4 separate regions of the Homo sapiens genome follow, and all the other regions are linked to region 3. The links are chromatin contacts, found by Hi-C or POLR2A ChIA-PET in ENCODE. All regions are on one chromosome and are shown on one strand. Each heading gives the region's core, a stretch centred on a gene start or an enhancer-like site at or near the end of the contact. The rest is flanking DNA. Distances are from core to core; before and after follow the strand shown. Region 1 holds the start of GOLGA1 (golgin A1). Region 2 holds the start of GAPVD1 (GTPase activating protein and VPS9 domains 1). Region 3 holds the start of PSMB7 (proteasome 20S subunit beta 7). Region 4 holds the start of HSPA5-DT (HSPA5 divergent transcript).

Region 1 (7,509 bases), core at 3,132-5,631, 530 kb before region 3:
CCTGCCTCAGCCTCCCAAGTAGCTGGGATTACAGGCGTGTGCCACCACGACCAGCTAATTTTGTATTTTTAGTAGAGATGGGGTTTCACCATGTTGGCCAGGTTGGTCTCGAACTCCTGACCTCAAGTGATCCACCCGCCTCGGCCTCCCAAAGTGCTGGGATTACAGGTGTGAGCCACTGTGGCCGGCCTAAAAAAAATTCTTTTTAATAGTTATCAGACTACTTTAACCAGTGCCATGTTTAAACATACTTGGACAATAGACTCAGTTTTTTTAATAGTTTGAAGTACATTATATTAAAACTACAAACTCACTTATTCAAGCCTAAATTTCATCATAGACTATAAATTGGGTATCAATTTCCTATTTTGGTGGACAATTCCAGTCTGTCTACTACGACAATCATCTTTTTAGGTGTAATATTGTTTAAGACATAGGTAATTTTAGGTTTTATACTTTTCTCCTAGGCTTATGGAATGAAAGCTAATAGGATATCACTTTCAGAATGAAATAGGGAATTATGGCTAGCCTTCTTATAGGGCTGCCGTAAATGATACTTAAATGTTTGTTATATCACTGATTTTCTTTTCTCTTCTGAAGCTGTTGTGAATGTCCACTTTGCCATGATTAAAAGTTGAGATTTGTAAACATTACAATTTGAACCATAAATTTTCTCAAACATGAAATCAGTATGAATAAGTATAAAATTTGAAATGATCATACATGAGAATCCCAAAAGTAAATACTTCCAAACCATAGAGGGATAACCACTGTATTTTTAAAAAGCTTATTTCCACCCTTAAAGAAGCATGCTACTAATTGCTTTTTTTCTAAATTAAAACTATGTACTGTGGTAAATTAAAAATCTGCAGGAAAAATTGCTTAGTGTTTTAGCACAATAAGAATTTTTATTACTCAGGAGTTGGAGACCAGTCTGGGCAATACAGTGAAACCCTGTCGCTACTAAAATACAAAAAAAAAAAAAAAAAAAAAAAAATTAGCCAGGCATGGTGGTGTGCGCCTGTAATCCCAGCTACTTGGGAGGCTGAGGCAGGAGAACTGCTTGTAACCTGGGAGGCGGAGGTTGCAGTGAGCCGAGATCGTGCCATTGCACTCCAGTCTGGGTGACAGAGCAAGACTCATTCTCAAAAAAAAAAAAAAAAGGAATTTTTATTACTATTTCCTGAAGAATGGTTTTTGTTAACTTGTTACTGTATCATTAAAAAGACCTTCTAATGGTTCAGTACAATAATCTAGAACTTGATTTATGTGGCTTTTTATAGTTATCTGAATGCATTCCTTTTGCCACATAGACCATATGGCTAGTTCTCCAACTTTTTTGCTTATTTTTAATAAACCTTGCTGTTCAACAATCAGAGAAACCTTTAGATTTTGGATGATTCTTCCAGTTGAGGTAGAAACATCTTAGATAATAGGAAAGGCAAATACAAAGTCCTAACATTTTCATAGTAGAGTTTACAAGTAAAATAACTTATCCATATAGGTTATCTTCGTTGTGTAGCACCAGTATAAATAGTGATTTCATTAATCATTGAATCAGATGAAGCAGTTATAAATCACTTTTTACTTTGTGCTAAGAATTATTGTAATTTCAGGACACTTTATTATTTCCTCTGAGCAGTTTCCATTGGAAGGTTGAGTTTCCCTTTTTTAAGTTCTAATCATCACTAAAGGTTAAGATAATCAAATAGGAGTTAAAATAAGTTATGTTTGATCTTTTTCCCTTGAAAATAATGCTGAACTTATTGTCTACATTCTGATTATTAGGCAGAAATGCACTTGTTTAAATCATAGAAGTAATTCATTTGGAGGATATAATTACTCGATTTTCTAGTGGTGTGAAATACTTTTTAACAATTGTGCTTGTCTGTAACTGAAATGTTATAGAATTTTAACACTATAGGGATTATAGAGTTATATTAGCTCTCCTCAAGAGACTGAAGCACAATATTTTTCATGTAACAATTCTTATCCAAGTGCTGCTAATCTGTCGTGCAAATAATGAAGCTATTTGGTTGCCTATTTAGCTATTCACAAATCACTGTAATCTTTGAAACAATCTTGTCGTTCATTTGTATTAATATTTGGATATTGTGAGTTAATACTTTAGAAAAAAATCCATCAACTCAGCCCCGTTAGCAAAACTGTTTGGATTCATAGTTTTTATATGTGTTAACAGTAGAATAAATTTTGAAGGGGCTATTTACTACCAATGACTAAGGGGAAAATTATACTGTCACTATCATTTGACTTGAACATTTGTGGTATTGTAAAAGTCTTGTCAGTTGTGTTCTAAATTGCTTAAGCCATACGTTCTCTTAAACAGGATGTTTTTTTCTTCCTTTCCAGCAGCCTTTTTCTTCTTTGTCTGTTATGGTTAATACTCCATAGATTTTAGAAATTGAGAAGTTCTTGAAACATTTTATTTTCTTGAGTTCATCACTTTTGACTCTTGTATGAGATGTGATTTGTCATAAAAGATAGCCTTCCACTACTTCACTAAATGAATTTCAGAGTAAACACTGTGATTCTGCAGAGCGGATTCAGTAGGCTTTCCAATGTTTTCTCCTGCTATACAGTGCCTACCACCTTGAGGGCACTTCAGTACTAGAGGATGAAAACTGAAACGTTGTTTTGATGTTTATTGAATAACGAGATTAGAGAATATTTGATTTTTGTTGTCAGTGTATTAAAGAAATTTTCACATTGATAAATGTTCTCTAGGAATGTGTCTACATTCATCAGGTGTGAACTCTTGTACATGAATTTTGTACCTTGAATCCACATATATATTAAGTGTATCATCAATATAAAAATAAACATTATTTGCTTAAAGTTTTTGGTACTTTTTCGGTATTGACAGCTGAACTGTTAGGGTTTGCTTCATTCAAATATCTCAGAGGCTTTGAACTATCTTGGGGTTGATGCTTCTTGTTAGTTTGTCAATGTTTGAATCCTGGTTTTGGTTTTTTCCCTGCCCTGCTCCTGCAGGTCAGAACTGGAACACGCGAGGGAAGGGACTGTTGAAGAATTGGGTGGAATCTGCTTATTCTTGGGCTTGTGTTGAGTCTGGGGATGGAACCAGAGTTCCTTAAGGTGGAATGGCTGGCTTGGCATTGACGAGTTCAGGGACCTGACTTAGGGTACTGATTTGGACCGTGACTTTTTGTTTGAGATAGAGTTTCGCTCTTGTTGCCCAGGCTGGAGTGCAATGGCGCGATCTTGACTCACTGCAACCTACACCTCCCGGGTTCAAGCGATTATCCTGCCTCAGCCTCCCAAGTAATTGGGATTACAGGCATGGGCCACCATGCCCGGCTAATTTTGTATTTTTAGTAGAGACGAGGTTTCGCTATGTTAGGCTGGTCTGAACTCCTGACCTCGGGTGAACCACCCGCCTCGGCTTCTCAAAGTGTGGGGATTACAGGAGTGAGCCACCGCGCCCGGCCTGGACTGTGACTTGGAACAAGATAGTTTTTCCTCTTTTGTTTATTTTCCTACTGCCTGCATGATTGCTATTTATTTAAAGAGACGGAGTCTCGCCACGGTGCCCAGGCTGGTCTGGAAGCCCTGGTCTCAAGAGATCCTCCCACCTCGGTCTTCCGAGTAGCTGGGACCACAGAAGCGCGCGCCGTGCACTTTTGATGTTTTCAACTTCCTTCCTAAGCAGAAAGGAGACGGCCCAGCAGCGGATGGTGAAGCTAATCCAATATAGTGAGCTGCCACCAGCGTTTTTAAGTGCATTACATAGTAAGAACGTGGTTCTGCTGGACGTTATGTACTCGGTTGCGATATAAAACGCATCATCTACAGTAGGTGACAGGCGCCAAAGTCTAAAAACTGGTCTCAAGGTGTAAGGTCCCAGGACTAGTTTCTGGAGCTACTGGCTTGTGAGTGAAGCTGGAGGCGCAGACTTCCCGGGTCACACGGTGGCAAGGCAGCTGCCTAGGGTGCGGCGGGACCGGGCGGCGCGGGGGGGCGCCTGGCCAAGCAGTGCAGCCCCGGCCGGGTTTGTAGCCAGCACAGCACAGCGGGGCCTGTGGCACCGACTGGGTTCTTTTACTTTTGACACGAAGCCCCTCCCACTTACCACGCTCTGCACGCGCCCCTGTTAAAATAGAAAAAGACCGAGAGGCCTCGGAGACTCAGTCATCATCTGTGGCTCTGGCCGCTCGCTGACGTGGCGAACTGGGCTGAGGGAGCGCCCGGCTGGGCACCCGAGAACTCCAGCCGTTCCGGCCCAGTCGCCGCTCAGAGGTGGTAACAGTAGCCGCCAAGGCCGCGCACGGGCGCATGCGCGCGTCGGACCAACCCCCTCCCCCCACCGCGCAGTCACTTCCGGCGCGCTGGGAGACGTGCGGTTCCGGGTCGCTGCTCGGCTCGCCGGCTGGGCGGTGGGGGTTGGTGACGCGGGCCGGGGCTCACGAGAGGCCCGGGAGGCGGGGCTTTGCTGGCTTCCCAGAGAGAGGCAGGTGCGCGGGCCAGGACTCCGGGAATGCGAGCAGGCCCCTTATTCTCCCAGTGGCCTCGGTCTGTCCCCACAGCGGCCCGGTCAGGGTTGCCCGAGCCCCAAGGCGGGGGGCGGCACCGGGGTGCTGAAAGGGTGAGAGTGGGGGCGGAGGCGGGCTGCCCCGGCCTGGGAGTCTGGAGCCTAGGGTTCCGGGATTCCTCCCTGCGCGACCTTGGACAAGTCGCTCCTCCTCTCTAGGGCTCAGTTTCCTTGCTGTCAAATGGGAGAGATGTTGGATCCTTCCTTTCTTTGACAGTCCAAAGCACGGGCGGGGCTGGAGGTAGCCTGAGGGAGTGAGATCCAAACTGCCGTGGCAGGCACCTGCCTGCCTCCCTGGGGGTTAGACATCTGTCTTTACCCAATTTTGCCTTGCTTTTTGTCAGTGCACATCCGTGACCAGACGCCCAGGGTCTGGCCGGGTAAACAGTATGTGAGTGTAGTAATCAACTGAGAAATAAATACTGGCTCCAGGAAAACTTAACCTCATTCAAATTGTTTTGCTCAGGGCTCCCAGGGAGAAGTGAATTTAGGCACCCGCTGCGGTGATCAATTCTGTTCTATGCGCTTGTAAGTGAAGCTCTTAGGCAAAAAACAATTTCATAGGAGATCAGGGTTAGGGAGGGTATCCCATTGAGAGTTGTGACAGGTTTTCTTACCCCCTTTAATCCTTCTTCTGCCCCTCCTCTTCCTTCACTTCTTCCCCCTATCCCCACCCAACATTTTGGCCATACACTTGAAAAGAAATACCCAATGCATTTTATCTTTGTCTTCATGCAGGACAGAATGCTTTGACCTCCAAGCTGTTTTAAATCTAGTAGATAAGCCAGGTGAGTAAGTGGTTTACACACATTGAAAGTAAAGTTTCTGAAGAATTGTACAGCCTTAATGGAGGATCTGAAGTGGTAAGATGGCATTTGTGTATCTCAGAGCAGAGCTTAGGTATCCTCCACAAAACATGGAAAGTTAAGGTTGGAACCAGAATATTAGTGTTTTATACACCATTAGGAGGAAAAGGTTTTTGAATCTTACTTTGAATATCATGTCAAACATTCTTAAGAAAAGAAACTGTGAGGCCGGGCGCAGTGGCTTATGCCTGTAATCCCAGCACTTTGGGAGGCCAATGCAGGTGGATCATCTGAGGTCAAGAGTTTGAGACCAGCCTGACCAACACGGAGAAACCTCGTCTCTACTAAAAATATAAAATAAGCCGGGCATAGTGGCGCATTCCTGTAATCCCAGCTACTCGGGAGGCTGAGGCAGGAGAATCGCTTGAACCCAGGAGGTGGAGGTTGCGGTGAGCCGAGATAGTGCCATTGCATTCCAGCTTAGGCAACAAGAGCGAAACTCCATCTCAAAAAAAAAAAAAAAAAAAAAAAAAAAAAGAAAGAAAGAAAATAAACTCATTGGAGGTAATTTTATCAAACTCAAAACCACACAGCGTCTCTAGAAAATGTTCAAGGATATCAGATACTTATATAATAGAGTTGTCTGGTGTGTCTTCTTTTTTCTGTTACCAGCTTTTCCTATTGGACAGTTGATTGCAAACCATCCTGAAACAGTAGGATATTACACCTTTTACATATTGAATTACATATTGAATATTGAATTACATATGAATTGAATTACATGCATTTTTGTCTTCAACTTAAAGAACACTAAACTGTAGTTAAGCTTATTGGAGGAAGGATTTGAAATCATTAAGTCATGAATATATGATGTTGATGTCTGCTCTGGGACATTTTACCAAGTGTGTTATATGTCATAGCCAACATGTAATTAAAAAAAAAAAACGTAGAGATTTGTGAATCAGAGTCCTCTGTTCAAATACCAGCCCTTCCACTTAGCCACACAATCTTTGGTAGGTTACTTCATCTTCTTGAGACTGGGTTTCTTCATCTGTATATGCATATGAAGCACCTGAGTGCTTTTTAAATGTTTAGTAATTGTGTTCTATAAGTGTACATGTAAGTTATGAAACTTAGTTTTGAAATCTAAAACTTAACAACTCAGATGCGAAATCTTTCCAATGTTTAACTTTTGAACTGTCTCTTTCATCTGATTTGTAGATCCTGTGTTGCCATAAGCCCTTGGCCCACATTTAAGTGGGAATGCAGCTAGCTTGGATGTCTGAAACTTTGTAGGCGCCTCTGTCTGAATCCTGAACACAGGCACCAGGACTACTGAGAGCTCGTCATCTGTGCAGGATAGCCACACAGCAAACATGTTTGCAAAACTGAAGAAGAAAATTGCAGAAGAGACTGCTGTTGCTCAGAGGCCAGGAGGTGCTACTAGGATCCCACGGTCTGTGAGCAAGGAATCAGTTGCCTCAATGGGAGCTGACTCAGGAGATGACTTTGTAAGTACCTTTACTTAAGAAATAAAGATACTTTTGCAGGGTATTCTTCCAATAAATATTTTAAATTGCTTGATTATTTCATACCTTTCATGGTTTATAGCTGTACAAGAGCCTGTACATCTGATTCTTCTTACTCTGAGGTACCTTTTTGTTAATGTTTGGTTTGTAAATGTTAAGGTACTCTATATTTTTTTCCTTATTTTTCTGTGAGTTCCTCTCCATATTCTCTCCAGTGTCCTCTTGTACTGTTTTTCCGTCTATATACCTTATACATCTTCTTTTGCATTTCATTTCTGAAAATGTCTGGGCCTGTTTTCATTGCAGACATATATACTTATATAACAACTAAGTCATTGCTGCTTAACAAGGTCTCTGAGTTGTGGTATGGGGTTAGCAAGAGTGCATTGTTGTATTGGGACGATTGTTGGAAAGATGGCCCCAGTGATTACAGTATGTTGCTTTTTTTCTTTTTTCTTTCTTTTTTTTTTTTTTTTGAGATGGATTCTCGCTCTGTAGCCCAAAGTGGAGTGCAGTGGCCTGATCTTGGTTCACCACAACCTCTGCCTCTGGGGCTCAAGCAATTCTCGTGCCTCAGCCTCCCGAGTAGCTGGGACTACAGGTG
Region 2 (7,104 bases), core at 1,385-3,884, 850 kb before region 3:
ACTTTGGGAGTCCGAGGCAGGCAGATCACCTGAGGTCAGGACTTTGAGACCAGCCTGACCAACATGGTGAAACCTTGCCTCTACTAAAAATATAAAAATTATCCAGGCGTGGTGGCTGGTGTCTGTAGTCCCAGCTACTCAGGAAGCTGAGGCACAAGAATCGCTTGAACCCAGGAAGCTGAGGTCGCAGTGAGCGGAGATCATGCCACTGCACTCCAGCCTAGGCAACAGAGCCAGACTCCGTCTCAAAACAAAACAAAACAAAAGACTACCCTGATCCCATCCAAATTTTTTATCTCCCTGATTATGAAATTCTCTTTCGTCTACACTGTCATCCTGTCTGCCTTCAATGATTCAAATGTTCTTCTAAAGAACCAGATTGCCATTTATGAACTCCTTTTTAAGGAGGGAGTCATGGTGGCCAAGAAGGATGTCCACATGCCTAAGCACCCAGAGCTGGCAGACAAGAACGTGCCCAACCTTCATGTCATGAAGGCCATGCAGTCTCTCAAGTCTCAAGGCTACATGAAGGAACAGTTTGCCTGGAGACATTTCTACTGGTACCTTACCAATGAGGGTATCCAGTATCTCCGGGATTACCTTCATCTGCCCCCCGGAGACTGTACCTGCTACCCTACGCCATAGCTGTCCAGAGACCGGCAGGCCTCAGCCTAAAGGTCTGGAGGGTGAGTGACCTGCGAGACTCACAAGAGGGGAAGCTGACAGACATACCTACAGATGGAGTGCTGACAGACATACCTACAGATGGAGTGCTGTGCCACTTAGTGCCGACAAGAAAGCTGAGGCTGGGGCTGGGTCAGCAGCCAAATTCCAGTTGAGACGGATTTGGTCGTGGACGTGGTCAGCCACCTCAGTAAAATTGGAGAGGATTCTTTTGCATTGAATAAACTTACAACCAAAAAAAAAAAAACAACAGTTCTTCTAAGTAGACTTATAAATCCAAAAAACCTTATTTCTATTTCAGGAGTTTTTTTGTTTTGTTTTGTTTTTTGAGACGGAGTCTCGCTCTGTTGCCAGGCTGGAGTGCAGTGGCGTGATCTTGGCTCACTGCAATATCCACCTCCCGGGCTCAAGTGATTCTCTTGCCTCAGCCTCCCAAGTAGCTGGGATTACAGGCATGGGCCACCACACCCAACTAATTTTTGTATTTTTAGTAGAGATGGGGTTTCACCATGTTGGCCAGGATGGTCTCGATCTCTTGACCTCAATGATCCGCCCGCCTCGGCCTCCCAAATTATTTCAGGAGTTCTTAATCTTTTTGTGCACGGACCTCATTGGCAGTTTGGTGAAGCCTATGGTCCCTTTCTCAGATTTCTTTTAAGTGCATAATTAAATACATGTGATTACAAGGGAAACCAATTATATGGAAATATTAGCAAAACAACAAACTAATATGGTCATAATATATGTACAGCCTTATTATCACATTAAATAACAATGTCTAACGGCGGGTCTAGTAACACCAGAAATTCAAAGAAGTGTTAACCATAAATGATATTCTGAGCTATCTGCAACTGTAAACATGATGCAAAAATATCCGTAATTTTTATTGATCACAAAGTCATAGGCGCTGCTAATGCTACTCTGGCTTGTTGTCCACATTCGTAACTGAAGGAAATAATAAGTTTCAGTTAGCAGTCAATAAAAATAATGATGTCATTTTATCCTCCTTCTAGTGAAAGGACCCTTCTAATTCTATCCATCAATGAACTCCAGTTTAAAACCCCTCTCTAGTTCAAAGTCCTGCTCAGAACTGATTTTCGTCATAAATTTAAAAATAAAAACACTGATTCCTCCTTTGACCTAGTTCTCATCTGAACCTATCACTATGTCTCCCTGTTTTTATGCACATTTATACACAGAACCCTGGGTGTACTTCTGTGGTTTGCCTAGCCAGCACTCACTACAATTTTGCCAGTCAATAAAAGGTGAAGTTAAAAGAAAAGGGATGGAAACAACCAACAGCTCCCTCACTTTCAGACCTCCGACAGCAAGTGGAAAGATGCCAAGTACAGTGAGTGTCTGTGTTAGGTGGGCTGCCCCCAGACCCGTGTGTCCAGCTTGTCAAGCTTCCCTGCAGCACGATATCTTTATCAGCGACACTCAGAAGACATTCCATTTCGTTCTCGCCTCCTATACTCAGTTCCCTACCTGCCGGGCCTCTCGTCTCTGGCCCCCACCCGAGGCCGCCCCGCGGTCCTCCTGTCCCTTCCCATCCCATCCCCCACGCGTCTCTCCCTCTCCTCAGCCCCAGGCCGCCCTGGCTCCTGCGCGCCGCCACATCTCTCCCCTGGGTCTAACCCAGTGTCCCCCGACCCCCACCTCGCCCGACACTGACGGGAAGAGCCCAGGACCCCGGGGTCAGTTGGACCTGACGGCCGGGCAGTCAGAGACAGGCTGCGGCCCTAGGCCGGAGCAACCCGGCCGCGAGGCAGGGAGCCGCTCACAGCCCGCGGACTAAATCGGGACGCGTACTCACCAAGGGGGTCATGCGGGGGAGGACACGGAGGACTCTGTCGGACCGCCACTCGGCCTCGGAGCCGTCGCCCTAGCCGGTGACTGCCCCCGCCGCCGCTGCCGCCACCTTCGCCACTCGCCTGTTGGCTTCCCTGCGTCCTGCAGCGGCGCTGCCGCCACGCCAGCGCGCGTGCGCAGCGCCGCGGGGGCCTCTGGGAGCTGTAGTTCCGCCCGGGCGGCTAGGGGCTCCCACTTCCGCCTTAGGCAGCCCTAGGTCAGCTGCCCCCTGAGGCTGTCGTGGGTGTCCGGGTCCGGAATCGTCTTCCGGAAGGCTGTTCACCAGGCCTGGGCCCTGGTTTCCGCCTGCAGTAATGCTGGACGTGAAGAATCCGACTGAGCAAGTATGTGTAAAGCAAAAATGTAGAGCGTTTTATGCTTTCTGTGACAACGCTCAGTTGCCCAGGACACATTATTCGCATGAATGACTCTCTCTCTTCTCTGTTTCTCTCTCACACGTACGCACACACTACTTACAAACCTCCCTTCCCTTTTTTTTTTTTTTTCGAGACGGAGTCTGGCTCTGTCGCCCAGGCTGGAGTGCAGTGGCTCAATCTCGGCTCACTGCAAGCTCCGCCTCCCGGGTTCACGCCATTCTCCCGCCTCAGCCTCCCAAGTAGCTGGAACTACAAGCGCCCGCCACCACGCCCGGCTAATTTTTTGATTTTTAGTAGAGACGAGGTTTCACCGTGTTAGCCAGGATGGTCTCGATCTCCTGACCTCGTGATCCGCCCGCCTCGGCCTCCCAAAGTGCTGGGATTACAGGCGTGAGCCACCGCTGCCGGCCCCTCCCTTCCCTTTTGTTCTAAGTGCCATTAATTGGTTTGGATGGTATCTGGATTTTCAGTGTAAAACCTGCCTTCCCACTTCTCAGTTTCTAAAATCTTGCTTATCATAAACTTCACCATGCAGTTATTTTAGGTAAGTCAATAAATGAACTGTCTAATAATTTTTGTAACACCATAACTCATATATTCAGAGGTCAAGTTAGCTGAGTTGAACAGTCTAGAAACCTTAAAATTGGAAGATACCTGCTTAAAGGTCACTAGTGCAACTGTTGCCCAGGCAGGAATTCCCTCCTGTACATTCAGCCAGATGGTCATCTTCCTGTTCAACAGTTCAAATTTCAGGGAGCTCACTCCCTCAAGTAATGCAGCCTGCTCCACTGTTGGACAGCTCTAAATGTTAGAAAGTTCTGCCTCCTGCTGAGCTGAAATCTGTTTCCCTTTATTTCCTTCCATTGCTGGTAGTTAGGCTGCCTGGAGCAATACAGAATGTCTTCCACTTGACAGATCTTCAAAAAATTGAGAACAATGATTATATCCTCCAATACTGGGAGTCTCCAGGCAAAAAAAGGAAAAAAGTAATAATCATTTCCCCAGCTATTTCAAATGTCAATCAACTCCCAAACTGCTTTCTATCTACTCACCTCTCTTGATGTCACCTTTAGGGGCATGGTGGCATATGCCTATAATCCTAGCACTTTGCGAGGCCAAGGCAGGAGGATTGCTTGAGCCCAGAAGTTCAAGACCAGCCTGAGCAACATAGTGAAACCCCAACTCTACAAAAAATACAAAAATCAGCGAGGCATGGTGGCTTGCACCTGTAGTCCCAGCTACTAGGGAGGCTGAAGTGGGAGGATCACCAAGCCCAAAAAGGTCAAGGCTGCAGTGAGCTGTGATCATGCCACTGAACTCCATCCTGGGCAGCAGAGTGAAACCTGTCTCAAAACAAAACAGCAACAACAACATTGACAGAATTGCTTCATATTTATTGCCTTGTTTTATGACTACATAGGTAGTAATAGAACCACCTATGGTAGGCTGGTCAGATGTTATTGCTATCGTGCTGCCATTCAACTCATTCAGGAATTCAATCAGCTCTGTTACAAGACATTACTCAATGCACCGCTGGCATGAAATAAGCAAGAGGAGGCCGGGCGCAGTGGCTCACGCCTGTAATCCCAGCACTTTGGGAGGCCGAGGTGGGCGGATCATGAGGTCAGGAGATCGAGACCATCCTGGCTAACACGGTAGAAACCTGTCTCTACTAAAAATACAAAAAATTAGCCGGGCATGGTGGCAGGCGCCTGTAGTCCCAGCTACACGGGAGGCTGAGGCAGGAGAATGGCGTGAACCCGGGAGACGGAGCTTGCAGTGAGTGGAGATCGTGCCACTGCACTCCAGCCTGGGCGACAGAGCGAGACTCTGTCTCAAGAAAAAAAAAAAAAGAAAAGAAATAAGCAAGAGGATACAATTTACAATCTAGGGTAGGATGAAACTGCCACAGATTAAGGATCATCATAATAAGCCAAGGTACAAAGCATTCTGAGATTCTCAGAGAGAATGGCCTTTTCAAGTTGAGGGTTCATGACCTTATGGAAGAGGTGACAGTTAGGAGTTACTGGATGGCTGGATTTCAAGACAAGAGATGGCATTCGTGGACTGCTAAGGAAGAACTCAGCCTTAGCAAAACCACATTCACAGTGGGCTCTGGAACACTGCGTCTGGGTAGGCTGGAGCACCCAGGCCAGGGAGGAAGGGAAGGAGAGGCCCCAAAAGTTGCAAAAGAATCTTCAGGGAAGCTGCATTGCATGTGAGAAGTAAAAAAGGAACTAGAATGGTCAGTTAATCTTCTGAGCCCTGTTCTGTCACCTACAAATGAAGAACTTGAACTAACAAGCAATTTTCTTTTTTTTTTCCAGTCAGCACACTCAAGGAATTCAAATCTCCTGCTAGAACTATGGATCACTACAACAGTGATTCTTGGGAAATATGGAATAGGTATTATTTTCATCCCTTTTACAAATGGGAAAGTAAACTCAAGAGGTGAAAATTTGCTCAAAATCAATAAGTAGTACTCACTGAGGGCAGATCACTGTCTCCCTAGAACCTGGCATACTGCCTAGAATGTAATGTTTGTTTTTTGTTTTTTAAATGAATGGATGAATACACAGTAAACTCTGTCCAAAGCCCCTTTCTTTCCATACACAACTCAGTCTTCCCTGACATAGAAGGATATGAAGTTACTTGTTCATGGTCACAAAATTCATACTGGACCTTGTGTAGAGTTTAGTTCTTCAGCCTCCCAACTCCATACTCTATTAAACTACTCTGCCTTAGAATCGCAAAACATTTTTTTTAATGTTCTTTTTCCTTCTATGTGTACACAGCCAGTCTTAGAAGTAAGCCAAGAAAGCAGATGCTATGGCCAAGTGATTTAAGGGGCCTCTGGCAAGTATTTCTGGACAAAAAAACACTTTATCCCCAGGTCCCTCAAAGGCCCCCAAACTTCATCACTTATATTGAATCACAAATGTTAACTTGAGGTGAAAATTTAAACCAACACATAGTCCCTGAGGGCGCAGACTCCATCTTATTCACCACTGGGCGTACTGCCTAGAATGTAATAATTTGTCTACATTTTTATTTTAGAAATAGGTCTTGCTATGTTGCCCAGGCTAGAATGCAGTAACTATTCACAGGTGCTATCGTGAGGGCTCAAGGGATCCTCATGCCTCAGCTTCCTGAGTACCTGGGACCACAGGCTTGCACCGCTGTGCTGGGCTCGCCTGTTTGTTTTTTGTTTTGTTTTGTTTTGTTTTGTTTGAGATGGAGTCTCACTCTGTTGCCCAGGCTGGAGTGCAGTGGAATGATCTCAACTCACTGCAACCTCCACCTCCTGGGATCAAGCAGTTCTCATGCCTAATCCTCAGCTGGGATTACAGGTGCACGCCACCATGCCTGGCTAATTTTTCTTTTTCTTTTTCTTTTTTGAGACAGAGTTTCGCTCTTATTGCCCAGGCTGGAGTACAATGGCACGATCTCGGCTTACCACAACCTCCGCCTCCCAGGTTCAAGCAATTCTCATGCCTCAGCCTCCCGAACAGCTGGGATTACAGTTCGGGCCACCATGCCCGGCTAATTTTTTTTTTTTTTTTTATGGAGTTTCGCTCTTGTTGCCCAGGCTGGAGTGCCATGGCGCGATATCAGCTCACCATAACCTCCGCCTCCCAGGTTCAAGTGATTCTCCTGCCTCAACCTCCAGAGTAGCTGAGACTACAAGCGCACGCCACCATCCCTGGCTAATTTTTGTATTTTTAGTTCAGACAGGGTTTCACTATGTTGGCCAGGCTGGTCTTGAACTCCTGACCTCGTGATCTGCCCGCCTCGGCCTCCCAAAGTGCTGGGATTACAGGTGTGAGCTACTGCGCCAGCAAATTTTGTATTTTTAGTAGAGACGGGGTTTCTCCATGTTGGTCAGGCTGGTCTCGAACTCCCAACCTCAGGTGATCTGCCCACCTCAGCCTCCCAAAGTGCTGGAATTACAGGTGTGAGCCATCCATCAAGACCAAAAAGTAACATTGTTTAAGTTACAATACATCTACACTTAAGAAAGAAATATGAGAGTTAAGTGAGACCAAACCATACCAGAAAGAAAAACAGGCCATAAGAAATAAAGATTACAGAGAAAGAGGAAGACAAAAGGGAAGAAACAAGGACTTCACCTATGACATGATTTTATTTCAGCAGTCCCTAACCTTTTTGGCACCAGGGACTGGTTTTGTGG
Region 3 (7,647 bases), core at 3,841-6,340:
CAAGTAGCTGAGCTGGCCTGAGTCCTGGAGGAGGAAACCCCACCTGTGTGCTGGCAGAATACGAGGGAACTTGGGTTCCGGTTGGAACTCGGGTTCCAGTTGGGCCCTTATTGTCAGGGGTGGGGGAAGTGGTGCTGTGTGTGGTCTGTGGCTGGGAGGGGTGTGGTTTGACTCTCAAGTCATATCAGCGGTATGACCTTGAGCTAGTGACTTCACCTCTCCGGGCCTTGGTTGCCTCATCTATAAAGTGGGGCCATGATGCCTGGTCCCTGGGGACTGCCAGCTCCCTGAGGACAGGCTCTGTGTCTGTCTCTTGATTGTGCTTTCCTACTGCCTGGCACATTCTAGGTGTCCAGGGTGATCATGAGATCCTGCACACAGAATGGCTGGGTCCAAGCCCAGGATGTTGAGTGCTCTCAGGGACTGTTGGTTGTTACTGTGTTATTTGGGAACTGAGGCACAGAGAGCCTGATGGCTCTCCTGAGGTCACCCAGCCAAATCCACAGCAGAAGTGGTGGCTTCACTGGTGAGTTGGGGTTGGTAGCACTGCCAGGGATGAAGTGGGACTGTGTCCAGGCCCAGGGGAGGGCCAGCTGGGCTGGGCTGCAGTCCCAGGGGGCAGCAGCCATGCTGGGCAGGGAGGCCGAGTGGGGATCTCTGAGTGCTAGGGATCTAGGGTTGCCCTCCACATGCCTGGAGGTGCAGAGGCTGCCCCCATCCCTGCCCGGCTGCCCCCATCCCCGCCCGGCTGACTCCCTTGCTTTATGTCCAGGCCGCCTGGAGGCTCTTGGTCGCCCTCTGCTGGGCTCTGAGTGCCTCTGCGGGGCCACCTCCAGAGGCTGTAAGAGGAAACAATGTCCCCTCCTCAGCCCAGTCTGGGTGTGAAAAATCAAAGATACCAAAGAAACCCAGGTAGGAAGAGAAAGTTCCCTCAAGCAAATCGAGGTCACAGATCATTTCTACAACGGCTTTCCTAGCTCTCTGTGCTGTGCCCGGGGCCCTGGCTTCTCTTTTTTTTTTTTTTTGAAACAGACTCTGGCTTTGTTGCCCAGGCTGGAGTGCAGTGGTGTGATCTCAGCTCACTGCAACCTCCGCCTCCCAGGTTCAAGCAATCCTCCCACCTCAGCCTCCCAAGTAGCTGAGATTACAAGCGGGCGCCACCACACCCAGCTAACTTTTGTATTTTTAGTAGAGACGGGGTTTCACCATGCTGGCCACGCTAGTCTTGAACACCTGACCTCGAGTGATCTGCCTGCCTGGGCCTCCCAAAGTGCTGGGATTACAGGCATGAGCCACCACGCCTGGCTGGGCCCTGGCTTCCTAGCTCCCACTGAGACCCTACGGCGGGACTCAGGCACCCACCACCACCCCCCGGAGGCTGCAGGTACCACTGCAGAAGCCTCACGACTGTTTCCTAAAAACCATGTCCAGGGTTTTCGGTTTGGTTTTGTTTTTGGCACATCTCAAGCCTTCGCCCACGTGCCTGACCCTCTTGCCTTGTCGTCCCGATGGGCTCCACACCGTCTGAGCCTCTAGGCTTCCCTAGAGTGTGTGCCCCCCACTCGCATTCCCATGCTTCCCCCGCCTGGCAGTTGGCACACAGCGCTGGGAGTCTTTCTTTTCTGAGACTTCCTCTCCTCCCCTGGACTGTGAGCTCAGGAGGTGTCTGAGTTTCCTAGCTCTGTTATAACAAAGTACCACAATCTGGGTGGCTGAAACACCAGAAATTTATTGTCTCACCATTCTGGAGGGTGCAAGTCCAAAGCAAGGTGTCTGCAAAGTTGCTTCTTCTGAGAGCCGTGAGGCAGACTGTTCCAGACCTGGCGCCTAGCTTCTGGTGGTTTGATGGCAACTTTTGGCATTCCTTGGCCCATAGGATCATCACTCCAGTGTCTACCTTCATCTTCATATGGGGTTCTCCCTGTGTGCATGTCTGTCTCCAAATTGCCAATTTTTTTTTTTTTTTTTAGACAGAGTCTTTCTCTGTTGCCCAGGTTGGAGTGCAGTGGCATGATTTTGGCTCACTGCAACCTCCTCCTCCCAGGTTCGAGTGATTCCCCTGCCTCAGCCTCTTGAGTAGCTGGGATTACAGGCGCCCACCACAATGCCCAGCTAATTTTTGTATTTTTAGTAGAGACGTGGTTTCACCATGTTGGCTAGGCTGGTCTTGAACGCCTGATCTCAAGTGATCCACCTGCCTTGGCCTCCCAAAGTGTTGGGATTACAGGTGTGAGACACCATGCCCGACCCAAATTTCCAATTTTTATAAGGACGCCAGTCCTGTTGGATTAGGGCCTAGTGACCTCATTTTTAACTTGATTACCTCTGTAATATCAAATCAAATTCAATTCATTTGGAATACTTCCAAGTAAGGTCAGCTACTGAGTTACTAGGGGCTAGAACTGCAGAATATGAATTTATTTCCCTAATTTCAACGGAAAACTCAGAGGTAACGAAAGGGAATTCAACCTTTGACAAATGTTTATTAAACACACAGTTGTGATAGACACTGGTTCTAGGTGCTTCATTCATTCATTTGCACCTAGAACCATGTCTGACGCATAATGGGAGCTCAATAAATATTTGTTGAGTGAATAAATTAATTCATTCCACAGTCATTCAGGCTGTAAAAGGAGCCTTCAATTCCCTCAGTAAAATGAGTTGAATTACATAATTATCTCTTAGGTTTGTTGACAGGATGAAATGAATGTATTATTAATAATAACTATTTATAAGAAGCTTCTACATGCTAAGATAGATGGTCTTCATGTACAATGTTTAATACTCACAATAGCCTTATTAAAATGAAATTCACTGGCAAGGCATTGTGGCTCATGCCTGTAATCCCAGCACTTTGGGAGGCTGAGGTGGGCAGATCACTTGAGGTCTGGAGTTCGAGACCAGCCTGGCCAACATGGTGAAACCCTGTCTCTACTAAAAATACAAAAATTAGTCAGGCGTGGTGGCATATGCCTGTAATCCCAGCTACTTGGGAGGCTGAGGCATGAGAATCACTTGAACCCAGGAGGTGGAGGTTGCAGTGAGCTGAGATCATGCCACTGCACTCCAGCCTGGGTGATAGAGGGAGACCGAGTCTCAAAAAAATAAATAAATAAATAAAATAAAATAAAATAAAATAAAATTCACCTAACGTAGAAGTCACCATTTTAACCATTTTAAAGTGTGCAACTCAGTGGTTTTTAGTGTATTCATAATATCGTGCAACCAATACCACTATGTAATTCCAGAATATTTTCATCATTTTCCAAAAACTCTGCGCCCACTAAACAGTCCTATCCATTCTCTCCTCCTCCCCTAACCCTTAGCAACCAAACATCTACTTTCTGTCTGTGGATTTGCCTATTAAGAACACTTCACATACATGGAATGATACACTATGTGGCCTTTTGTGCCTGGCTTCTTTCCCTCAGTATATTTTTAAGGTCCATCCCTGTTGTAACATGTATCTGTGCTTCAGACTTCTTTATGGTCTAATAATATTCCATTAAATGAATTTACCATATTTTGTTTATCCATTCATCAGTGGATGGACATTTGTTTCCATTATTTGGCTATTGTGAATAATGAGACCCCCCCCTCGCTTTTTTTTTTGAGACGGAGTCTCTGCTCTGTTGCCCAGGCTGGAGTGCAGTGGCGTGATCTCAGCTCACTGCAACTTCTGCCTCCCTGGTTCGAGCTATTCTCCTGCCTCGGCCTCCTGACTAGCTGGGACTACAGGTGCCCACCACCACGTCTGGCTAAGTTTTTGTATTTTTAGTAAAGACGGAGTTTCACCGTGTTAGCCAGGATGGTCTCAATCTCCTGACCTCATGATCCGCCCACCTCGGCCTCCCAAAGTGCTGGGATTACAGGCGTGAGACACCGCGCCCAGCCAATGAGACCCCTTTTGACGCAGGGCAGGTAAGCCCCAAAGTGCGGCTGAGCCCACAAGGGTTCTTGGCTTTGCCCAAGAAAGAATTCAAGGGCAAGTTAGAGGCAGAAGAAAACGGCTTTATTGAAGTGGCGGCGTTACAGCTCCATGACTGCTCCTGCAGAGCAGGGTTACCCTCTTAGGCAGAGTGTCAGGGCAGTTTTGCTGTCATATTTATACACACTTTTAATTACATGCAGATTAAGGGGTGGTTTATGCAGGCATTTCTAGGGAAGGGGTAGTAACTTTTGGTTTATGGTGCCACTGCCATGGAAAGGGGCGGTAACTCACGAGTGTTGCCATGGCAACGGTAAACTGACTTGGCTGGCTGGTGAGCGAGTCTTAGGGAAGACAGCTTCCGTCCAGGCCCTGTTTTAGCTAGTCCTCAATTTGGTCAGGTATCTCAGCCCCATCTCTGAATGGAGGCCTGCCTTCTACCTCACCTTTGTAGAAGTTTTTGTGAATACATGTCTTCAACCCTCTCGGGTGCGTATCTAAGAGGATAATACTTTTTGGGGAACTGCCAAATTGTTTTCCGGAGCAGCCGCACCGTTTTGCATTCTCACCAGCCGTGTATTCGGGTTCCAATTTCTCCACACTCTCGCAACCCTTGCGCTTTTCTGTCTTTTTGTTTATGGCCATCCTAGCGGGTGCGAAGTGGGATCTCACTGTGGTCGTGCTTTGCATTCACCCTATGACTAATCATGTTGAGCCTCTTTTCACAGACTTAATGGCCATTCTACAGCAGCCTTTTGAGCTAGGTTGTAATCTCCATCTGATAGCGGAGGAAACAGATTCAGAGAGTTGAAGAGACTTGCTTAACGCAAGGGGGTGGTGGGGCTGTGCCTGGGACTTGGGTCTGTCTGTCTCTGAAGCACCGCAGAACCAAATTAACGGTAGAAACAAGTCCAGTCTGAGCGGCAGGAGACCTGGTCGCTGGTGCGTTCACCTTGGACAAGTCCTTTCCCGGTTCCGGGTGTCACTTTCTCCTCCGTGCCACTTGGGGCGATATACTTCAAACATCTCTGGCCTCTCTAGGAACCAGAATCTCTAAGATCAATCGTTCTAGTGCGGCGTTTGCCCCGCCCCTTCAGCCCCCGTTGCCAGCGACGCCGGAAGTGCTCGGCTCTTTTTGTTTGCACCCGCCTCCGACCCGGAACTGCTTTCTTGGGAAGATGGCGGCTGTGTCGGTGTATGCTCCACCAGTTGGAGGCTTCTCTTTTGATAACTGCCGCAGGTGCCGCCTTGCTTGGGGCTTGGTTCAGGGAGGGAGAAGAGTGCGGTGCTCGGGTGGGAGCTGGGCCAAGGTGTGATACGAGAATTCTGAGGGAAGAATTCATGGCGGGGCCTGTGGCCCGCGGCTAGTGTGACTCAGGGGAATCAGGGCCTGGGCGTGGGTTTCTCCTGAAGCCGGGTCTGCTCTCCCACCTTCCCAGCGCACTCGGCCACCGTTTATCTCCGTCTCCTAAGGCACGTCACGGCCCCTTTGTAAGACTGTCTTCGTTGGAAAACGGGAGAACAGTGCTGATGGTGGGAGGATTCATTAAACAGATGGGCGTGAAAACAAGTAGCAGCTTTCCTGAGTTCTCTGTTAGGCACTTTTCATGCCAGTGCTGTGCGATGTGGTCCTGCCCTTCAACACTTGATTCTCTCATTTGCTCTTAGGAATGCCGTCTTGGAAGCCGATTTTGCAAAGAGGGGATACAAGCTTCCAAAGGTCCGGAAAACTGGCACGACCATCGCTGGGGTGGTCTATAAGGTAAGCCGGGTTAGGCTAAGAGCAGCAGTGACTGAACCGGCAACAGGAATCAGAACACTTGGCTTCCGGTGTCTCTCCCGGCTCGGTCTGGAAAGGCAAATGCTATAGAATACATCAGGAGACCGTCTTTCAGGAGCGACTGCTTTTGTCAGGTTTTGTGTGCTTCTTAACAGTTTATGTTCTTTCCTCACTTTGCTGAGGTTTTTTCTTTCTTTCTTTTTTTTTTTTTTAAACAGGTCAGTTAGCTTCTTAATTACTAGTTTAGGAAGCTGAAGTATGTGATGGGAGATCACGAGATTTGGGGTCAGACAGGTCTGTCTCACCTTTGAACTCTATAGTGCTGATTCCAACTTCTGGCAGCTCACTTTCCTTCTCACAGGGACACCTTCAGATGCATCAAATGGAGATAACTCCTGCCTTAAATTGTTGGAAACGTCAAAAGGGATAATGATTACCTGTGCAACATGTTTTAAAGAAAAGCAACATGTTTTAAAAGGAAATTGATAGTGATGGCTAATTTAATGGAAAGATTCCTGAGTCTTAATCCAGGTTTTTTCCAGATTAGCTCTGATTTACAAGGAATTTACCCGACACCTGAGCCTCACTTGAAAATGGGAATAATTCTTACCTACTCAGGATTCAATTAGTAGCATTTACTAAGAAACCTTTTCTTAAATCCTGAAAGTGTAGCACAATATTTTTGCTATGAGTTTTGGCTGGCGTTTTGAGATTAGGGGAGCATGTGGTATGGCCAACATAGTATTCCCTAAAGTAGAATAGAGAGTTGCGGTTGGCTTATATTTGTAAAATTGTTTAAAAACTTTTTTTTTTAATAGGATGGCATAGTTCTTGGAGCAGATACAAGAGCAACTGAAGGGATGGTTGTTGCTGACAAGAACTGTTCAAAAATACACTTCATATCTCCTAATATTTAGTAAGTATTGATTCGTTTGAATAACTCTTATATTTTCAAACATGTCAGGGCTAAAAATTGACCTTCCTGTGCTCCTTACTAAAACCTGTTTTTCAACCTGTATTTTCTGTCTCCCTTAAATGGCATTTCCAGCCACCTGTTACCTAAGCCAGTAACTTCAAGTCCTCTCTTTGCTTCAGTCTCCAATTGAATTGGTGGCCAGTTTTGCCCTCTCTGTGCCTCTTGAATCCATTCCCTCCTATCCTTTCCTTTGCTAAGGCTCTAGTTTGGGTTCTTTTTTCTTTTTCTTTTTTTCAAACATTAACTTGAACCATAGAGGTTCTTTTTTCTTAGCTGGACTATTGCAGTTACCATTTAATTGGCCTCTCTTAGGCATCCTATTGTTCACTCTTCTGCCATACTGGATTTTGTAAAACATAGATCTGATGGCATCCCTTTCTTAAAAAGCTTTTCAAGAGACTTGTCACATTTCCACATGGCTTTTAGGATAAAAATCAAAATTCTGTGGCCTTGCACAGTCTCATAGAAAGCCTACCCTTCAAGCGTCTTTTTCAGTTGCCATCACCCTGTGCTCCAGTTACGTCTGAACTGTCCCTATTTCCCTCATCTCCAAGCTATTCTACCGTTGCTTATGTGAGATTCTATTTAGAAACTCTGCCTTCTCTGCTTGTAGAGTGTTTTTATTCCAGCTCATATATAACCTTTTCCTTTTTTTAAACATTTTTTTCGTTCTTTTTTTTTTTTTTTTTTTTTTGGGAGAGATGCGGTCACACTATGTTGCCCTGGCTGATCTTGATCTTCTGGCCTCAAGTGATCCTCCCGCCTGGGTCTCACATAGTGCTGGGATTACAGGCATGAGCCATCATGCCCAGCCTGAAACCTTTTCTTAATGATCAGAATCAATTACCTTCTCCTCCGGTTTCCCGTAGGATTTTGTACCTATGCTATTACTGTGTATTAAATTATGTGTTATAATTTTTGTCTTCTTGTGTATCTTACACTCAACTTTGAGCACAAGGCCTC
Region 4 (7,374 bases), core at 3,538-6,037, 830 kb before region 3:
CTTGGCCTTACTTCTAAAATTTCTTCTCACGTTATATTTCTATGATTAGCAATGGCATTACCACTGTTCTACAACCTTCACACTACTTTCACATACAATATCTCATTTGATCCTTGAAGCAGTCCAGTAAGACAGGCAGGACAGAAATTCCTGACATTCAATAGATTAAGAATCTGAGCTTGGCTGGGCGTGGTGGCTCACGCCTATAATCCCAGCACTTTGGGAGGCCGAGGCGGGCAGATCACCTGAGGTCAGGAGTTCAAGACCATCCTGGCCAACATGGCAAAACCCCATCTCTACTAAAAATACAAAAATTAGCTGGGCATGATGGTGTACCCCTGTAATCCCAGCTACCAGGAGGCTGAGACAGGATAATCGCTGGAACCGGGGAGGCAGAGGCTGCAGTAAGCCAAGATCATGCCACTGCACTCCAGCCTGGGCAACAGAGCAAGACTCTGTCTCAAAAAAAAAAAAAAAAAAAAAAAAAAAAACTGTGGCTCTGAGAAATTGGTTTTTGTCAAAGTTATGTGCCTTATCACCTAGTTGAATGTTCTCTCTAACAAAACATGTGGAAAATTCTCAATTATCAGGATCTAAATGTTAATATTAAACTTGTAAATTACATAGGTCCTTTCCTTTTTCTTCCTGCTGGATGCTTGTCATTTATTATTAGTCCTCTTTCACAAAGGAAGATTTATTTTTTACTTTTTATTTTTGAGGCAGAGTTTCGCTCTGTCGCCCAGGCTAGAGTGCAGTGGCGCAATCTCAGCTCACTGCAAGCTCCACCTCCTGGGTTCACACCATTCTCCTGCCTCAGCCTCCTGAGTAGCTGGGACTACATGCGCCCGCCACCGTGCCCGGCTAATTTTTTGTATTTTTAGTAGAGACGGGGTTTCACCGTGTTAGCCAGGATGGTCTCGATCTCCTGATCTCGTGATCCACCCGCCTGGGCCTCCCAAAGTGCTGGGATTACAGGCGTGAGCCACCGCGCATGGCCACAAAAGAAGATTTAAGAGCTAAATGACATCCAATCCTAATAAGTCTTACCTCTGCTTAATTAGCTTTCTGAGATCAGGTAGGAAATGGAAAGCAATTTTTTTTTTTTTTGAGAGAGAGTTTCGCTCTTGTTGCCCAGGCTGCAGTGCAATGGCATGATCTCAGCTCACCTCAACCTCCGCCTCCCGGGTTCAAGTGATTCTCCTGCCTCAGCCTCTCGAGTAGCTGGGATTACAGGCATGAGCCACCACGCTGGGCTAATTTTGTATTTTTAGTAGAGACGGGGTTTTCCATTTTGACCAGGCTGGTCTCGAACTCCCGACCTCAGGTTATCCGCCTGCCTCGGCCTCCCATAGTGCTGGGATTACAGGTGTGAGCCACCAGGCCCAGCCTGGAAAGCAATTTTCTTACCCATAGGAGCACAAGTGAAATGGGCTGGTTTAAATTTCTGGATAAAAATTTATATTTGCATATCATCTGTTATCAAAATATTTACAAAATGTGTAACTGGAGCTGGATGTGGTGGCTCATTCCTGTAATTCCCACACTTTGGAAGGCTGAAGTGGGAGGATTGCTTGAGGCCAGGAGTTTGAGACCAACCTGGTTAATGTAGCTAGACCCCATATCTATGAAAATTATAAACTTTAAATTTAAAACCCAAAATATGTGACTACTCTATATCCTAAAACAAAATGTAAGGTTTTTTTTTTTTCTTTTTAGACAGTCTCACCCTGTTGCCCAGGCTGGAGTGCAGTGGTGCGATCTTGGCTCACTGTGACTTTCGCCTCCCAGGTTCGAGTGGTTCTCATGCCTCAGCCTCTCGAGTAGCTGGGATTACAGGCGTGTGCTACCATGCCCAGCAAATTTTGTATTTTTATTAGAGATGGAGTTTTGCCCTGTTGGCCAGGCTGGTCTCGAACTCCTGACCTCAAGTGATTCACCCACCTTGGCCTCCCAAAGTGCTGGGATTACACATCTGAGCCACCATGCCGAAACCCAAAATTAAGTCTTATAAATCTGAAGCTCAAGATGACAACCTATAGAGGTTAAAAATCAAACTGCCAAGGCTCAAATACTGGCTCATTATCTTAGGTGTGCAATCTCCTGGGCAAGTTTCTTTACCTCTTGGGGCTTCAGATTCCTTCACTCTAAAATAGGGGTAAGAAAAAAATGCTTTTTTGTTTGTTTCTTTTTGTTTTTGTTTTTGTTTTTGTTTTGAGACAGAGTCTCGTTCTGTGGCCAGGCTGGAGTGCAGTGGTGCGATCTCAGCTCACTGAACCTCCGCCTCCCAGGTTCAAGCGATTTTCCTGCCTCATCCTCTGAGTAGCAGTAGCTGGGACTATAGGCGCGCGCCACTACACCCAACTGATTTTTGTATTTTTAGTAGAGACTGGGCACCATGTTGGCCGGGATGGTCTCGATCTCTTGACCTCGTGATCCGCCCACCTCGGCCTCCCAAAATACTGGGATTACAAAAAACTGCTTTCTTAAAGATAAAAAGAGATAATGCACGTACGTCTTTAGCACAGTGTCTAACAGTTAAGTATTGATAACTTGACCTGGATATTATTTTTGGCATTTAATGTTCAGCAAGCTAGTTTTGACCATGTACTTTCCTATTCGTAAGTGACTGTGCTTTGGAATATACTAGAAAATGTATGTAAAATGTCTGGTTTTAAAAAGATGAAACCACAATATATTCAATTCCCTTTGGAAGTTAGCCATGTATCGCTTTTCTAAATTTTACAAAAAGGAGAGTTACAAAACGTTACTCTGTTAATCAAGGATAAGGCTGAAATGGAGAGTTTTTTTTTTTAATGGAAATGGACTGCACTATAAAAACATTTGATTGAAATGAAAGAAGCTGTAATGTGGTCAAATGATGATTTCTATCTTAATGCTGGACTGATGCAAGCCAAAGAAGGGTCAATGTTGCCGCAGGATTACAAGCCCTGCTGAAAGAGATGCATGATGCAACCTCTGTAGTGAACAGAGTCAACTCTTGAGTCACCAGTCTAACCTTTGAGAAGCACTAAGGAAAAAGAAAATTCTTGAGTACTGAGTCACAGGCTCAACATCTTAATAAAGTGTGTTTAGGATGTTTTAGTGGTATCTGGACACAGTATACCCATGAATCTCAAATATTTCATATCAGAGCTTTGCCCTTTCCATAGTAGGTCCTCCAAAAACATTCCTCAAACAAATGAATTTTTTTTTTTTTTTTGAGATGGAGTCTAGCTCTGCTGCCCAGGCTGGAGTGTAGTGACGTGATCTCGGCTCACTGCAACCTCCACCTCCCGGGTTCAAGCGATTCTCCTGCCTCAGCCTCCCGAGTAGCTGGGACTACAGGCATGCACCACCACGCCCAGCTAATTTTTGGATTTTTATAGAGATGGGGTTTCATCGTGTTACCCCGGATGGTCTTGATCTCCTGACCCCGTGATCCGCCCACCTCGGCCTCCCAAAGTGTTGGGATTACAGGCGTGAGCCACCACGCCCGGCCACAGATGAATTTTTTGTTTTAAAGTTAAGAGATCAGGCACAGTGTCTCACACCTGTAATCCCAGCACTTTGGGAGGCCGAGGTGGGCAGATCGCTTGAGGTTGGGAGTTCGAAACCAGCCTGGCTAAAATGGTGAAACCTCATCTCCACAAAAAAAAAAAAAAAAAAATTAGCCAGGCATGGTGGTGCGTGCCTGTAATCCCAGCTACTCAGGAGGCTGAGGCAGGAGAATCGCTTGAACCCCGGAAGCGGAGGTTGCAGTGAGCTGAGATTGCACTACTGAACTCCAGCCTGGGCGTGACAGAGTGATACTCCGTCTTGAAAAAAAAAAAAGTATTGGCAATAGAGTGAACTCCACCTGGTTATCAATCCTAACTCCATCACTCACCAGCTCTGTGACTTGTTTAGTTATTTAATCTTTTTCAGTTTCAATGTCCTCATCTGGAAAACGGGAAATGCCTACCGAGTATTGAACTGTCAAGACTAAATGACACATGAAAAGCACACTGAACAATGCTTAATCCACGGTAGGCTTTCAGCAAATAGTGGTCTCTATTATTTTTTGCAACAGGATGTTATATAAGAATAAGGCATTATCAAGACGATTTTCGCCTATCAAATGTGTTGTCTGCGTGTACATCAGACCTTTTCCTGGAATGAAGGTAGAAAAGTATCAACAATAAAGGATGGAGAAAGCCCCGTAAATGATAACCTTTGCCCCAGAGGGAAAGGATGGGCAGCGGAGGGGAAAGTAAAGGGTGGCAAGCTAGAAAAATTAGACATCCAGTGTGGGAGGGCTGGCACTGGAGTGGGTTGCCACAGTAGGGAGGGGACTCAGAGCTGGAGGCAATTCCTTTGGCCGGGCTTGTCCTGCGACTTACCGTGGGGCAGCGCAATGTGGAGAGGCCTGGTAAAATGGCTGGGCAAGGGTGCGGAGGGGACATAACTGGCAGGAAGGAGTCATGATTCGTGGTCGAACAGAGTCCAGACCAGCTCGACCTGTGAGCAACGAACGGCCCTGAGACTCGCATACCCCAATACCGGTAGTGGCCGTGAAGGGCAAAGAAATGTGTTCTGAGGCGATCCCAGCATCTAAGCTGCGACTGGTCTACTCAGAGACTGGATGGAAGCTGGGAAGAGAAAGCTGCTTCCCGCTTCGGGGTGAGGGATGGAGGAAGGGAGAACAAGCAGTAGAGAAGAAAAAGTTTCAGATCCCACAGCCCCGGGGGGTCACTCCTGCTGGACCTACTCCGACCCCCTAGGGCCGGGAGTGAAGGCGGGACTTGTGCGGTTACCAGCGGAAATGCCTCGGGGTCAGAAGTCGCAGGAGAGATAGACAGCTGCTGAACCAATGGGACCAGCGGATGGGGCGGATGTTATCTACCATTGGTGAACGTTAGAAACGAATAGCAGCCAATGAATCAGCTGGGGGGGGCGGAGCAGTGACGTTTATTGCGGAGGGGGCCGCTTCGAATCGGCGGCGGCCAGCTTGGTGGCCTGGGCCAATGAACGGCCTCCAACGAGCAGGGCCTTCACCAATCGGCGGCCTCCACGACGGGGCTGGGGGAGGGTATATAAGCCGAGTAGGCGACGGTGAGGTCGACGCCGGCCAAGACAGCACAGACAGATTGACCTATTGGGGTGTTTCGCGAGTGTGAGAGGGAAGCGCCGCGGCCTGTATTTCTAGACCTGCCCTTCGCCTGGTTCGTGGCGCCTTGTGACCCCGGGCCCCTGCCGCCTGCAAGTCGGAAATTGCGCTGTGCTCCTGTGCTACGGCCTGTGGCTGGACTGCCTGCTGCTGCCCAACTGGCTGGCAAGATGAAGCTCTCCCTGGTGGCCGCGATGCTGCTGCTGCTCAGCGCGGCGCGGGCCGAGGAGGAGGACAAGAAGGAGGACGTGGGCACGGTGGTCGGCATCGACCTGGGGACCACCTACTCCTGGTAAGTGGGGTTGCGGATGCAGGGGGACGGGGCGTGGCCGCCTGGCCTGGCGTGAGAAGTGCGGTGCTGATGTCCCTCTGTCGGGTTTTTCTGCCAGCGTCGGCGTGTTCAAGAACGGCCGCGTGGAGATCATCGCCAACGATCAGGGCAACCGCATCACGCCGTCCTATGTCGCCTTCACTCCTGAAGGGGAACGTCTGATTGGCGATGCCGCCAAGAACCAGCTCACCTCCAACCCCGAGAACACGGTCTTTGACGCCAAGCGGCTCATCGGCCGCACGTGGAATGACCCGTCTGTGCAGCAGGACATCAAGTTCTTGCCGTTCAAGGTTCGACCGGGTTTTTCTCATCCAGTTAGAGAACGGGTGGGTGGTGGGAGTATTTAGAGTTATAAGTCTCTGGAAAAGTGTTGAGACAACAGTTGAAGGTTATAGACATGATGTATGTAATAACTTTAATACTATTAGTATGTTACAAAACTTAAGACAGTTGCTGTCGTACTGTCTACGATAGTTTAGGAATAAAAGACCGATTAAAACTGAACTTTGTAAGACACCTATACTCCCTGAAGTATTTCTAGTCAATTTGCAGCCCCAAGGGACCAAAATAAACCAAATTGTGGGGATGGTAGTGGGTCTTTTAAACTTTGAGATGTCATTGTATCTGTGTCTGAAAACAATAATTCTTTAAAATAGGTGGTTGAAAAGAAAACTAAACCATACATTCAAGTTGATATTGGAGGTGGGCAAACAAAGACATTTGCTCCTGAAGAAATTTCTGCCATGGTTCTCACTAAAATGAAAGAAACCGCTGAGGCTTATTTGGGAAAGAAGGTAAATATTTCTAGAACAATGTTAAGTATTTTTTGATCATTAGTATTCTCGGTTGGCTGTTATGTATAGAAGCCTTCGTGAAGGGTTTCAAAAATTTTAATCAGAATGGTATTCATGCTTGTCAGGTTTAATTATTGAGTCCCTTACTATAAGCCAAACAAAATAGACTTTTCATGTATTATTTAATGCTTACAATTCCAGGGACATAAAATTTTATATGTTGTATTCATCAATAAGTTGGCTTAAAAACTAAAGTGATGGTTTGACTGTAATTTTTTTTTTTTGAGATGGAGTCTTGCTCTGTTGCCCAGGCTGGACTGCAGTGGCACGATCTCAGCTCACTGCAACCTCTGCCTCCCGGGTTCAAGCAGCTCTCCTGCCTCAGCCTCCCAAGTAACTGGAACTACAGGCACACCACCACACCTGGCTAATTTTTTTTTTTTTTTTTAATTTTCAGTAGAGACAGGGTTTCTCCACATTGCCCAGGCTGGTCTTGAAATCCTGCCCTCAGGTGATCCTCCTGCCTCAGCCTCCCAAAGTGCTGGGATTATAGGCAGAAGCCACCGCCTGGCCAGACTGTAATTTAAATAAGGGTTAAACTATGTGACAATACACTTAATTATCTTTTATCCTTTTAGGTTACCCATGCAGTTGTTACTGTACCAGCCTATTTTAATGATGCCCAACGCCAAGCAACCAAAGACGCTGGAACTATTGCTGGCCTAAATGTTATGAGGATCATCAACGAGCCGTAAGTATGAAATTCAGGGATACGGCATATTTGCCAAATAGTGGAAATGTGAAGTACTGACAAAACTTTTCCCTTTTTCAATCTAATAGTACGGCAGCTGCTATTGCTTATGGCCTGGATAAGAGGGAGGGGGAGAAGAACATCCTGGTGTTTGACCTGGGTGGCGGAACCTTCGATGTGTCTCTTCTCACCATTGACAATGGTGTCTTCGAAGTTGTGGCCACTAATGGAGATACTCATCTGGGTGGAGAAGACTTTGACCAGCGTGTCATGGAACACTTCATCAAACTGTACAAAAAGAAGACGGGCAAAGATGTCAGGAAAGACAATAGAGCTGTGCAGAAACTCCGGC

Evidence for each region. A loop is a pair of places that touch in the nucleus more often than their neighbours do. ChIA-PET counts read pairs that join two places held with the same protein, here RNA polymerase II (POLR2A). Pooled maps may share reads with other maps.
Region 1: a loop to region 3 is called in a map of natural killer cell, with 10 times the contacts of the local background. The contact joins the promoter of GOLGA1 here to the promoter of PSMB7 in region 3. A Hi-C loop is called at or near these places in 4 of 168 maps with a recorded cell type or tissue (ascending aorta, naive thymus-derived CD4-positive, alpha-beta T cell, natural killer cell and 1 more), 1 of 37 single-sample maps with no recorded cell type and 14 of 50 pooled maps. POLR2A ChIA-PET finds 5 or more read pairs at or near these places in 1 of 52 experiments (activated naive CD4-positive, alpha-beta T cell).
Region 2: a map of B cell shows a loop between it and region 3 (18-fold over the local background). The contact joins the promoter of GAPVD1 here to the promoter of PSMB7 in region 3. A Hi-C loop is called at or near these places in 2 of 168 maps with a recorded cell type or tissue (B cell and CD4-positive, alpha-beta T cell) and 9 of 50 pooled maps. POLR2A ChIA-PET finds 5 or more read pairs at or near these places in 1 of 52 experiments (activated CD8-positive, alpha-beta memory T cell).
Region 4: a map of mammary epithelial cell shows a loop between it and region 3 (20-fold over the local background). The contact joins the promoter of HSPA5-DT here to the promoter of PSMB7 in region 3. A Hi-C loop is called at or near these places in 2 of 168 maps with a recorded cell type or tissue (CD8-positive, alpha-beta T cell and mammary epithelial cell), 1 of 37 single-sample maps with no recorded cell type and 7 of 50 pooled maps.

What each region holds. Positions count from the first base shown.
Region 1 is chr9:124,937,955-124,945,463 of GRCh38, reverse strand. GOLGA1 (golgin A1) reads left to right here and starts at 4,381. Exons shown (of 23, transcript NM_002077.4): 1 at 4,381-4,493; 2 at 5,309-5,358; 3 at 6,598-6,887. The coding sequence starts at 6,753. It overlaps SCAI (suppressor of cancer cell invasion), which reads left to right. Exons shown (of 18, transcript NM_001144877.3): 18 at 1-2,856. RefSeq lists silencers at 3,947-4,006, 4,337-4,706 and enhancers at 3,788-4,288, 4,289-4,789.
Region 2 is chr9:125,257,356-125,264,459 of GRCh38, reverse strand. GAPVD1 (GTPase activating protein and VPS9 domains 1) reads right to left here and starts at 2,634. Exons shown (of 28, transcript NM_001282680.3): 1 at 2,501-2,634. It also overlaps the pseudogene RPS10P17. RefSeq lists silencers at 2,488-2,617, 2,556-2,737, 6,061-6,319.
Region 3 is chr9:124,412,885-124,420,531 of GRCh38, reverse strand. PSMB7 (proteasome 20S subunit beta 7) reads left to right here and starts at 5,090. Exons shown (of 8, transcript NM_002799.4): 1 at 5,090-5,168; 2 at 5,597-5,690; 3 at 6,527-6,624. The coding sequence starts at 5,107. RefSeq lists an enhancer at 5,134-5,183.
Region 4 is chr9:125,239,069-125,246,442 of GRCh38, reverse strand. HSPA5-DT (HSPA5 divergent transcript) reads right to left here and starts at 4,787. Exons shown (of 3, transcript NR_186826.1): 1 at 4,380-4,787. HSPA5 (heat shock protein family A (Hsp70) member 5) reads left to right here and starts at 5,100. Exons shown (of 8, transcript NM_005347.5): 1 at 5,100-5,438; 2 at 5,536-5,767; 3 at 6,134-6,271; 4 at 6,910-7,022; 5 at 7,112-7,374. The coding sequence starts at 5,317. RefSeq lists enhancers at 4,502-4,811, 4,461-4,965, 4,779-5,073, 4,966-5,470, 5,612-5,691.